Linked DNA regions of Homo sapiens: region 1 is linked to region 2. The links are chromatin loops, found by intact Hi-C in ENCODE. Cell type or tissue: adrenal gland. All regions are shown on one strand. Each heading gives the region's core, and the rest is flanking DNA. Links, peaks and the distances in the headings are about the cores only. Region 1 overlaps LOC339166 (a long non-coding RNA gene). Region 2 has its middle 160 kb from the start of NLRP1.

Region 1 (5,384 bases), core at 69-5,068, 55 kb before region 2:
CTTGGCAGGAAGAACAAAGATAAAGAGATCTGATTTACACTAAACCCAACTGGGATTCATTGAAGGCTTTTAAGCAGTAGAACGACATGGTCAAATCTATTTTAGAAAGATCCCTTGGGGGGAGGATATCATCAACACAGGAGTCTGAGGTTGGGGGTTCACTCCAAAAAAGGATGCATTTACAAAGGCACATGAACCCTTGCAAGGCAGCTCGCGGTGGGAGGGCTAGAAAGCTGGGTCACCAGAGTGTGGTGAGGACAAGCAGCTCGGTGTAAGTGTCCCCAAGGCCTTTGCTAGCAAGCTCCAGAGTCCACGAGCCCGGAGCATCCACAGCAGCTGTGGACAAATAGGGCTTACCAGTGTCCAATGTGTTTATCCACCTGAGGCAAGGTTAGCTCAGCAGTCACGCCCTGCAGCCTTCACTGACCATTCCAGTCTAGCACTTGGATCACCCCCTGAAATGCCCAGCCTATGGTTACAGACTTTTGTAAGCATGTCCACATCCTGCACTGCACTGCCCAACTTCACTGAAACTCCCCCAAAGCAGGGCCCCAACTTGGCCATCCATGTTCCTCCTGAAGAGCTGGAATCGCGCTCCAACCCACTGGTGTTAAGTACATAAGCACTGATGAGTTGACAGGCTGCTTGTGGATTGACTGATTATCACTCAAGTTGCCTGAGGTTTAATGGTTTCAAAATTGAAGAGGGCACGAATTGGGCTTTCCCCCTCACTCCCCGCTCCCCTCTTTTGCAGAAAATATCCTAAAAATAAAATTAAGATGCCAGGACTGCCGTCCTCCCAATTTGAGAAGAAAATTCTTAGCTTCCTTCCAATACATTGTCTTTTGCATATAAAGACAATGCTCCCAACCTGTCCCTTTTCTCAAAATGAAGGAAACAGCTCTGAGTTCTGTTCAAAGCAGATAACTTGGCCCCATACAGTCATCTGAGCTCTCACACGTTTGTGACCTAACCTGCAGGGGTCACTAGGGGTCAGAGGATATCTCGGGGATGTCTGGATAGACTGGGGCTCCTCTGATAATCAGGACCGGGCCAGGCGCAGTGGCTCAGGCTTGTAATCCCAGCACTTTGGGAGGCTGAGGCAGGTGGATCACCTGAGGTCGGGAGTTCGAGACTACCCTGGGCAATGATGAAACCCCCATCTCTACTAAAAATACAAAAATTAGCCAGGCATGGTGGCAGGTGCCTGTAATCCCAGCTAACTCAGGAGGCTGAGGCAGGAGAATGGCTTGAACCTGGGAGGTGGAGGTTGCAGTGAGCCAAGATCGCGCTGCTACACTCCAGCCTGGGTGACAGAGCGAGACTCCATCTCTCAAATAATAATAATAATAATAATAATAATAATAATTAATTTAAAAAAATTTTTTTAAAAGATAGCCAGGACCAAGGTCCTCATTGAGGCCAGGGTCAGGGCTCAGCCTGCAGCATGATGCAGCTGCCCAGTCCTCAGAAGCAGCAATCTGGGCATCCTCAGCCCCAGAATCTTACCACAGACTCAGGAGGCCCAGTCCAGGTCAGATGTTCTCAGCTCCTCAGTTGTTCATGTGCAGAACAGACCCGCCTGTCACTGGACCTGCCTCTGAGTCCGCACTACAGAGCAGCCTGGCCAGCCCCGCCTCCCTCTCAGAAGTCGGTTTTATATCCTGCTCTGGCACCTTCTCCCAGGGAGTGCTCTGAGGGTGTGCTGGAGACAGCGGTGGCTCACATCACCATGACAATGACGCGGCAACCCAGACAGCTCCTCCACTGTGTGGTCTATCTCTCCATCTGGGTCCATGGGTTGTCTTTCAAAATTAAATCAGAAACTAAGGAAAATGAATAAAAAATCACTGGGCCGACTGGTTTTTCCCACTGAGGGCTTCTGAAACCAGCCGCCTAGAAGTCCATTTATGAGAAACTGTAAGTAACCCTTCATCCAGCCCTAGCCACACCCTGTCGTGAATTCTCAGGGCTGCTGGGTCCCGGAAGATGATCTTCCAAAGGCAGGGACGGGGAGAGAGAAGGCATTGAGTGGAGCAAGTGCGCCTGGGGAGAGGATTTGGTCCCCTGGGGGTGAGGGAAATGTGCCCCCGTTTTGATCAAAGATGGAAGAAACAGCAGACTTCGGCCATGCTGAAGATTCCTTCCACAGCCAGATGCAGGCTTCATCATGTGGCCTGTGGCCAGAGAAGAGTGTCATCCTCCTGGTCAGCGAATACATTTTGTACTAACTGAATCTCGTTGCAGGAGAATCTTCCTGGCTTTCTAAAATCTAGTAGTGTTGCCGGTGGAAAACCTCATTCAGACAGCAGCTCTGTGGACTGGGAGCAGCGGGAGGAGGACAAACTTTGAGGGGACTTTTTCCAGCTAAGAATGGTTTTTACATTTTTAAATGGTTGCAACAAAAGGAAGAAGGTGGAGGAGAAGGAGGAAGGAGAGGGGGAAAAAAAGAGGAAGAAGGTCATATATGACCCTCAAAGCCTAAAATATTTACTCTGATCCTTTACAGAAAAACTTTACTGATCCCTAGTCTAAAGCAAAGGGCTTGAATTTCAATCATGGTCCACAAATTTCACTGTGAACAAAAAAATTCTTTGTAACTTTATTTCAAGCTTCTGCTACGGTGCATAAACCAATCTCAGGGGACCCCCTCCTTTCCCTGGGGTTGTGGCCACATTCCTATATAGCTCGAAGTCAATTGGGTGTTCAATGTCGTCCATCCGCACGAGCATCTTCTGAGATGCCCATCATCCTCTCTGCCCCTCGCAGGTCTCTCATCTGGCTCTTTCAGGTCTGCAAGCTCCGGCCTGTATTTCTGCGGCTTGTCTGAAAACCCAGCAATCATTCAGCTGCTCCTGCACCGCAACAGGGAACAGGATTTTTACAGATAGACCATATGGTCCCACCTTGTCGATAACTTCTTTCTCTAAGCTTCCCTGGGGTCCCCCTCAGAGAGTGGGGCACAGGTCCTCTCTGTTCCCAGATCCCACAAACTTCTCTTGGGGTCATGCTGCCTCCCCAGGGCTCTGCCCAGGAGGTAGGGACCAGATTGCTCCCCCCGGGACACACAGGGAACTATACTCTCAGCTTCTCCTCCACTCCTGTGTTCTTTTCTTCCCTTAGCGTTTGGAATCTTTGCTCTTCCAGAGACCAGATGGTGGTTACTCTTCTCAGTCTCCCGGTCTTAAATATTTTTGTCTGACTGTTCAAAGGAGCTTTTTGTTCTGTCTAATACTGTTATTTTAGAACATAAAATTCAGGAAAAGAATTCACAACCCTTTCCTTTCTGACATACCCCTTTTCTCTGAAGGAATCAGTACAGAATGATCAGACTGCTTAAAATTGGAGAGAAGGCCATGCTGGAGGAGAGAAAGGTCTGCGATATTTCACAACTATTTTTCCATCATGCTAAGCTGTTCATTTGTAATTAACTTATTTACTTATACCAGGCTTACTATACAGCCAGCTTATATTGGCTCTCAAGAGCCAATTGTTGAATTTTCAGAAAAGTTCCAAGCTGGTTGTTAAACCATTGGTAGCTTGAAATTGGCCACAATAGGAGCATTTATACCACAAAAAGTGATGAACATACAAAGCCAGGCATCTCCTGACCTACCTCCAAAAGAGCCAGTTGTTAACATTTACTAGCACACAACTGCTCATACCCACCTCATTCCACAAAGGACTTCAGGTAGATTTTCCAAGTGCGGTGTGTCTGAGATGTTAATCACTGCCAGTCCCACTCATTCTCACTCTAATTAGATTTTTTCTACTCAGAGTTTCTGCTGAATAAGCAGCTATGTTTTCTACCCGACGACCCTCCCCACCTTAGCCCACATGTAGCCCTGGCTAACTGGCCTGTGGTGGGCACCCGGCGCAATAGAAGACAGTCCCTAGGAGGGCCAGAAAACCATGCCTTGGAGACCTTGGCTCAAAAAGATGAGGCTATATAGCACTCAGTGTATGAGCTACCCCAGATCTGCACATTTGATTTCTATCTGGAATGGCTGGAGCCGTGGCTTGTCCCATTCCTGTGGTCTTACAGTCAAGTCACAGTCAGAGTCAGGTTGCTGTGGACTCTACCCCTGCAGCAGCCTGGGGGACTTGCTCAAAACCCTCATCGCCACCTCACCCCATGCCTGCTCCAAGCCTCTTGCCTCCCACCTCAGGACGTCCTTGTTGCTGCAGAGACAAGAGACACCAGGGGACCCAATTGAAGCTCACATTACAAACAACCCAGAAATGTGAGGAATTAGCATCCCTTGAAGCAAATTCTAACCAAAAGGATATGGGAGCCCACAGATAAATTCTTACCCTTCCTCCCCTAAGAGTCCAGCCTAGATCAGTGCTTCTCAGTCTCAGCACTGCTGACATCGTGAACCAGATGATTCTTTGTTCAGAGCAGGAGATGCTGTGCCTTGGAGGATGTTTAGTAGCATCTCTGGCCTCTGCCCACAATATCACCAAATGCCATTGTCATCCTCCTGGACATGGCCATCAAAAAATGTCTCTAGATGTTGTTCAGTGTTCCCTGAGGAGCAAAATCACCCCTGACTGAGAATCATTAGCCTGGACAGACCAGAGATGCTGCAGTTTCACGTGGCCTCTCTGAAGATGTCCTGCAACGCCGAGAAATCAGCTGTTAGGCAGCTGCAGCCAGCTTAGCGACACACTCTCCTGCATTTGCTCTCCCCTGTTTCCGCCTCACTCCCCCTTTCTCTCACCCCTGCCTCCCTGAAACTACACTTCCCAATAACATGTAAGCTTTTTCTCCAGTTCTGTTTTCTAGAGAACCTGGGCTAAGACACTTGCTAATTAGATTTCATCGCAAGAATGTGAACTAAGAGACCCAGAGGAACGTTGCCACGCAGTGGTGGAGGCTGCAGCTGGAAGGAACCGTCGTGCTGGGGCTGAATAGAGGAGTACAGGAGACAGGAGTGAGCACAAGGTGGAATAAGTCTGCAAGAAAGAGAACAGGACAGAAGCACAGAGCAGACCCGCTGAGAGAGTGGGAGCAAGCGTGGGAAGGAACAGGGATTCCTCTTAAACCCTCATGGAAAACCCTGTGCTTGAGTTAGCTTAAGTGGGTCTCTATCGCTTACAATAACAGAACCACTGAAACTTTTGGAAACACCCTAATTTCCCACAGAGCTCATACAAAGCTCATTTCAGCCCAATTTAAGGAATAACATTTTAACAATTAAAGACGTTCTCTTTTGGAATGGGGAGGTGCAGGACAAGGGACAATGCGCTTCCCCTCCCTCATTGGGCTCATTCCCAAAGGGAGTGGACAGCCAGCCTCCCGTCAGAAACATGGCAGAGCAGTCAGGCATGGTGGCTCACACCTGTAATCCCAGCACTTTGGGAGGCCAAGGCAGGAGGAT
Region 2 (5,384 bases), core at 323-5,322:
TTTGACCCCCACTGCTAGCTGAGTTTGGACACATAGCCATGAATGAAAAGTAAACCTTAGCTGTATGAAACCCCTGAGGTTTCAGAGCTAACTTTTCTGCAGCATGACCTAACCCATTCCAGCTAATGCAATGGTGTCAGGAAGGATGACTGTCCAAGTCGTGAGGATACGCAGTGATACACGGGTATGGTTAGCCACTCATTAATTCATACAATTTATTCAACAGATGTTTATGTAGGAGGTACTGAGGAATTCATTAGTGAACAAAACAATCAAGAAGCTGGCCCTGCGGAGCTTGGATTCTAGTAGCGGACAGACAGACAATAAATAAAATTAATTGGATAGGCCAGGCATGGTAGCTCGCGCCTGTAATCCCAGCACTTTGGGAGGCCGAGGTGGGCAGATTACTTGAGGTCAGAAGTTCAAGACCCAGCCTGGCCAACATGGTGAAACCCCATCTCTTCTAAAAAATACAAAATTAGCCAGGCATGGTGGCACCTGCCTGTAATCCCAGCTACTTGGGAGGCTGAGGCAGAAGAATTGCTTGAACCTGGGAGGCAGAGGTTGCAGTGAGCTGAGATTGCACCACTGCACCCCAGCCTGGGCAACAGAGTGCGACTTCATCTCAAAAATAAATAAATAAATAAATAAATATTGGATAAATAGTATATTGGTGGATGATAAGTGTTATGGGAGAAAAAGGTGAAATATCTTCAATGTAACCCTGGCTAATAACAGTTGTATACTTAGGCCCCAATAGAGGTGGGCAAAAAGGACCCAAAACCTAACTCTGAGCTAAAGTTGTGGCTTCTCCCCTGGCCTACCCAGGAGAACCTCTGTACCTGTGTGAAACCCTGAGAGGAAAAAAGAAGGAGCCTTCAGGGGTCCTCAGTGCATTTTGCAGTCTGGCCTCTGAAGAGGAGTCAGTTCCGTTGAGTCATGAGGGGGCATCTGGGCCATATAAAATGTGGGCTGAGTAGAGGAAGGGCTGCTTTCTATCCAGAATGAATCTGCCATGGGTGACACGAATCTGCCTGGCACTTGGGACAGAGCAGTAAGCAATGAAATGAAAGTGTGCTGACTTTGGACCAGGTGCAGTGGCTCACGCCTATAATTCCAGCTACAGGAGGGAAGTGGGCACATCACAAAGTCAGGAGTTTGAGACCAGCCTGGCCAACGTGGCAAAACGCTGTCTCTACTAAAAACACAAAAATTAGCAAGGCATGGTGGCACGTGCCTGTAATCCCAGCTACTTGGGAGGCTGAGGCAGGAGAATTGCTTAAAACTGGGAGGCGGAGGTTGCAGTGAGTGGGGATCATGCCACTACACTCCAGCCTGGGCGACAAGAGCAAGACTCTGTCTCAAAAAAAAAAAAAAAAAAGAAAGAAAAGAAAAAAAAAGTGTGCTGACTTTGAACTGTGCCATTTTTTTCTTCCTAACTTTCTTCCCATTCCTAGACTTGGATGTCCATGTTTAGGGACTTAAATTCCTGGAGAGGGTATGATTCTGTTGTTTCTTCCCCTCTCTGCAGCCTGAGAGCACAGACTAGATGTCACCGTTTCCAGACTTTTATTTCATCTCTTCTAGGTAAAGATCTGCCAATTTGGTAACTAATGGCAGCATCTTCCTCCCCTTTCCAGCTCACCTTCTAGAACCTTATGCAGTAAATAAAAAGAATATTACTCAGCCTGGCTTAGCAGGAAAGCAGAAGGATGGGCGTATGGGGGGTTTCAGGATGACATTTGAAACCATGTGTCTCCTGCAGCACCAGACAGACTGTCTCAGACCCCTGGGAGGAAGATGTAACACAGACAGTCACTTGACCGTGCAAAAATTAAGTACGGTTCATTAAAACACAATATTTAGGTGTAGTAATTCTTCAGAAGCAGCTTTGAATAATTGAAGATGCATTTAATTTACTGTATTGCTCTGGTGTGAATACTAAGAGTGAGACAATAGCAATTTTTAAAGTTGAGTAAATATTGATTAATAAATTTTCAGCACAGAAGTTCCTTGTTACCAGACACATGGTTTAATTCTCTGTGCACAGGCCTTAGCTCATGCATGCTGACATTTGGCTAGTAAGTCTATTTTAAGCTCTGCCAGGCTCCCTGCTCTTATACTCACCACGTGCACCAGTTTCCAGCCTACCCACCAACCACAGACTTTGATCCCTACCTTTCTTTCATGATAGACCCTAAAAGCTCATAGAATCCATATTATTTCCAGATAATTTCTTAAATATCAACTTCATAGTAATAATATTAATGCAAAGAATGTATTAAACTTTTTAACGTAAAAGTTTACATTTTTCCCATATGCTGGGACAACTCCATAAAATAACTACTCTACCCTTCTTACTACAGAGACCTGGGTTGGTCCTAGGTCCAATCTCACTAATCAATAGCTTTGTGTCACACTAAATAAATGACCATGTACTGGCAATCTGGGAAATTCCAGTGCTTAAATAATGGCATCAGTGATAAAGAAAAATAGAAGCTAAAGAAATAACTCAGTGCACATGCATGAATAATAATTAGAATGAAAAAGCAATGGGACTATGTAAAACTTTTAAGAGGGCCCATGGAAAGAGTCCAGGACTTAGAATTTGGGGACCTGTGTTTGAAACTCAACTTTGTTACTTTGAGGGCAAAGGATATGAACAGACACTTCTCAAAAGAAGACATTTACGCAGCCAACAAACGCATGGAAAAAAGCTCAACATCACTGATCATCAGAAAAATGCAAATCAAAACCATAATGAGATACCATCTCACACCAGTCAGAATGGCGATTATTAAAGTCAGGAAACAATAGATGCTGGAGAGGCTATGGAGAAATAGGAATGCTTTTACACTGTTGGTGGGAATGTAAATTAGTTCAACTATTGTGGAAGGCAGTATGGCGATTCCTCAAGGATCTAGAATCAGAAATACCATTTGACCCAGCAATCCCATTATTGGATATATACCCAGAGGAATATAAATCATTCTACTATAAAGACACATACACACATATGTGTATTGCAGCACTATTTACAATAGCAAAGACATGGAACCAACCCAAAAGCCCATCAATGATACACTGGATAAAGAAAATATGGTACATATACACCACGGAATACTATGCAGCCATAAAAAACAATGAGATCACATCCTTTACAGGGACATGGATGAAGCTGGAAGCCATTATCCTCAGCAAACTAACACAGGAACAGGAAACCAAACACCATATGTTCTCACTCATAAGTGGGAGTTGAACATTGAGAACACATGGACACAGGGAGGGGAACATCACACACCACAGCCTGTTGGGGGGTGGGGAGTGAGGGGAGGGAACTTAGAGGACGGATCAATAGGTGTACCAGGGCACACGTATACCTATGTAACAAACCTGCACGTTCTGCACCTGTATCCCTTTTTTTTCTTTTAGGAAAAAAAAAAGAAATTCAAGTTTGTCACTTTGAGAGTAGACTTTTAATTACCAAGCACTTACTTGGCACTCTCACATGAATTAAGTTGGTTAATGTTTCTTTATCTTCTACCCTAGATGGGGCACTTCTGCTTTCATGCCTACATTTGATACTCAATATTCCAAAATGCTACACATTACTATATAATTATGTAGTGGCACATTCCAATATGACTATATAATAAATTATACAACATAATAGGAATAGACATCATAAATTATATATCATAATTTGTATGCTCCAACAGGATTTACAAAGCATTTGTCCATAAATTGTCTTACGTTTACATTGTGGATCTTCTCAACAACTCTTCAGTGGGTATCATCACCCACCTCTTTTTTTGTCAATGTGAAAGGAGAGTCTCAGAGAGCAGGTGCGGCTGCTCAGTGGTGGCCAGAAGACCAGGTCTACTGACCCTGACTCCAGAGGCCATGTGACCATAATGTCATTCATTGGTCTGTAGCCTCAGCACCAAGACCTTGGTTAACCTCTTACATTCTTTTTATGTCTTCCTAATACAAGTAAACAAGAATAATTGTCAGTGTACAAATACAAATTTTGAGCATCACAGATAAAGTAAAGCAAACTTCCCTTGACCATCACTTTTTATTTCAAGTTCTTTCCCCAAATATATCACTGACCTTAGTTTGGTAACTATGCTTCCAGAATTGTATGTATGTATGTATGTATGTATGTATGTATGTATGTATGTATGTATATACACATTTTTTAGTGTATAATACAATATTTGGAACACCCTATACTAAAGCAGTTATTTGTTACTTATCTGAAATTCACATTTAACTAGGTGACCGTATTTTTATTTGCCTAATCTGGCAACCCTTTCCTAAAGTATAGAGCCAGGCACTGCCAGGCTGGGTAACCAAAAAATTTACCTCACTCTCAAAATAGGGAATCTTTACCATTTCTGCCCAGAGACGTCATAATTACTATATAATAGTAACTTCTATGTGATTCCCTTTCTCCCCTTTTGTGGTACAATATTTTGGGTATATCTATGTTTTTTTTTCTCTACCACAGTTCACTGGGTATTCGTGGGGAAGAGCAATTGAGTTGAAATTGACAGGTCACTCGTTCATGAGGAGCAGCAGGCGACCTGAGGAAGAACCTGCTGCACATCACACAGACTGGACAGTCTGCTAGTTGCCTGCCCAAAATCCATTTGCCTTTTTTCTTTCCTGGTAGAATATCTTTAGTATTTGGGGTAGCAATGTACCCAGCTAAAAAAAATTTTTTTTGCTTCCAATGCAGATAGGGGTAGCCAATATCACACAAGCACAAGTCATTAAGTAGAACTCCCAGAAAGGCTGAGAAGGCAAAGAATCATGCGCTTTTGCTTTTCTCTGCTTTATTTCTTCTTCCTGAATGGAATGTAGATGTGATGGCCAGAGCTCCAAAAGCATCTTCAATCATAAGCAACCTTGAAAATGAAATCACTGCACTAAGGATGATGGGGCAGACAATAGATGGAACTTGGGTTCCTAGTGGTCATGGAGCTGCCATACTTGTTAAGGGCTGGTAGCCTCCAGCTCTCCTCTATGCGAAGGATCAATAATAAGGCTTCCTCTTATTTAAGCCATTGGTCTGAGTTTTCTGTCATGTTCAGCTACCACTAGTCTAAATTGACATATCCATCCTACCCCTGCTAATTTCAAATGCCTCCTTTATCATATATTGAATTCCCATGTATGATCTTTTGCTGGTTTCCCTGTTCTGGTTCATTTATCTATTTTTTTTTCCTGCACCAATACCACACTGTTTGATTATTAATGCCATATATTTTGGTGTTTAAAGCAGGGGTCCCTGACCCCCAGGCTGCAAACCAGTACCTGTCCATGGCCTGTTAGAAACCAGTCCACACAGCTGGAGGTGAGCAGCAGACTAGTGCACG

What was found. Peaks named below come from ENCODE experiments on the same cell type or tissue, not always from the same donor. Only the 100,000 strongest peaks of a DNase experiment are listed, where the experiment ranks them.
Region 1: a loop joins it to region 2, with 4 times the contacts of the local background. A loop is called at or near these places in 1 of 110 quality-filtered maps.

What each region holds. Positions count from the first base shown.
Region 1 is chr17:5,797,114-5,802,497 of GRCh38, reverse strand. The region is part of intron 1 of LOC339166 (a long non-coding RNA gene); the gene reads right to left. Among named protein-coding and RNA genes, the nearest start is that of NLRP1, 220 kb to the right of the region's middle. In adrenal gland, for the core only: no CTCF peak of the experiment used is centred there; a DNase peak (open chromatin) is centred at 2,027.
Region 2 is chr17:5,742,004-5,747,387 of GRCh38, reverse strand. No RefSeq gene overlaps it. Among named protein-coding and RNA genes, the nearest start is that of NLRP1, 160 kb to the right of the region's middle. In adrenal gland, for the core only: no CTCF peak of the experiment used is centred there; no DNase peak of the experiment used is centred there.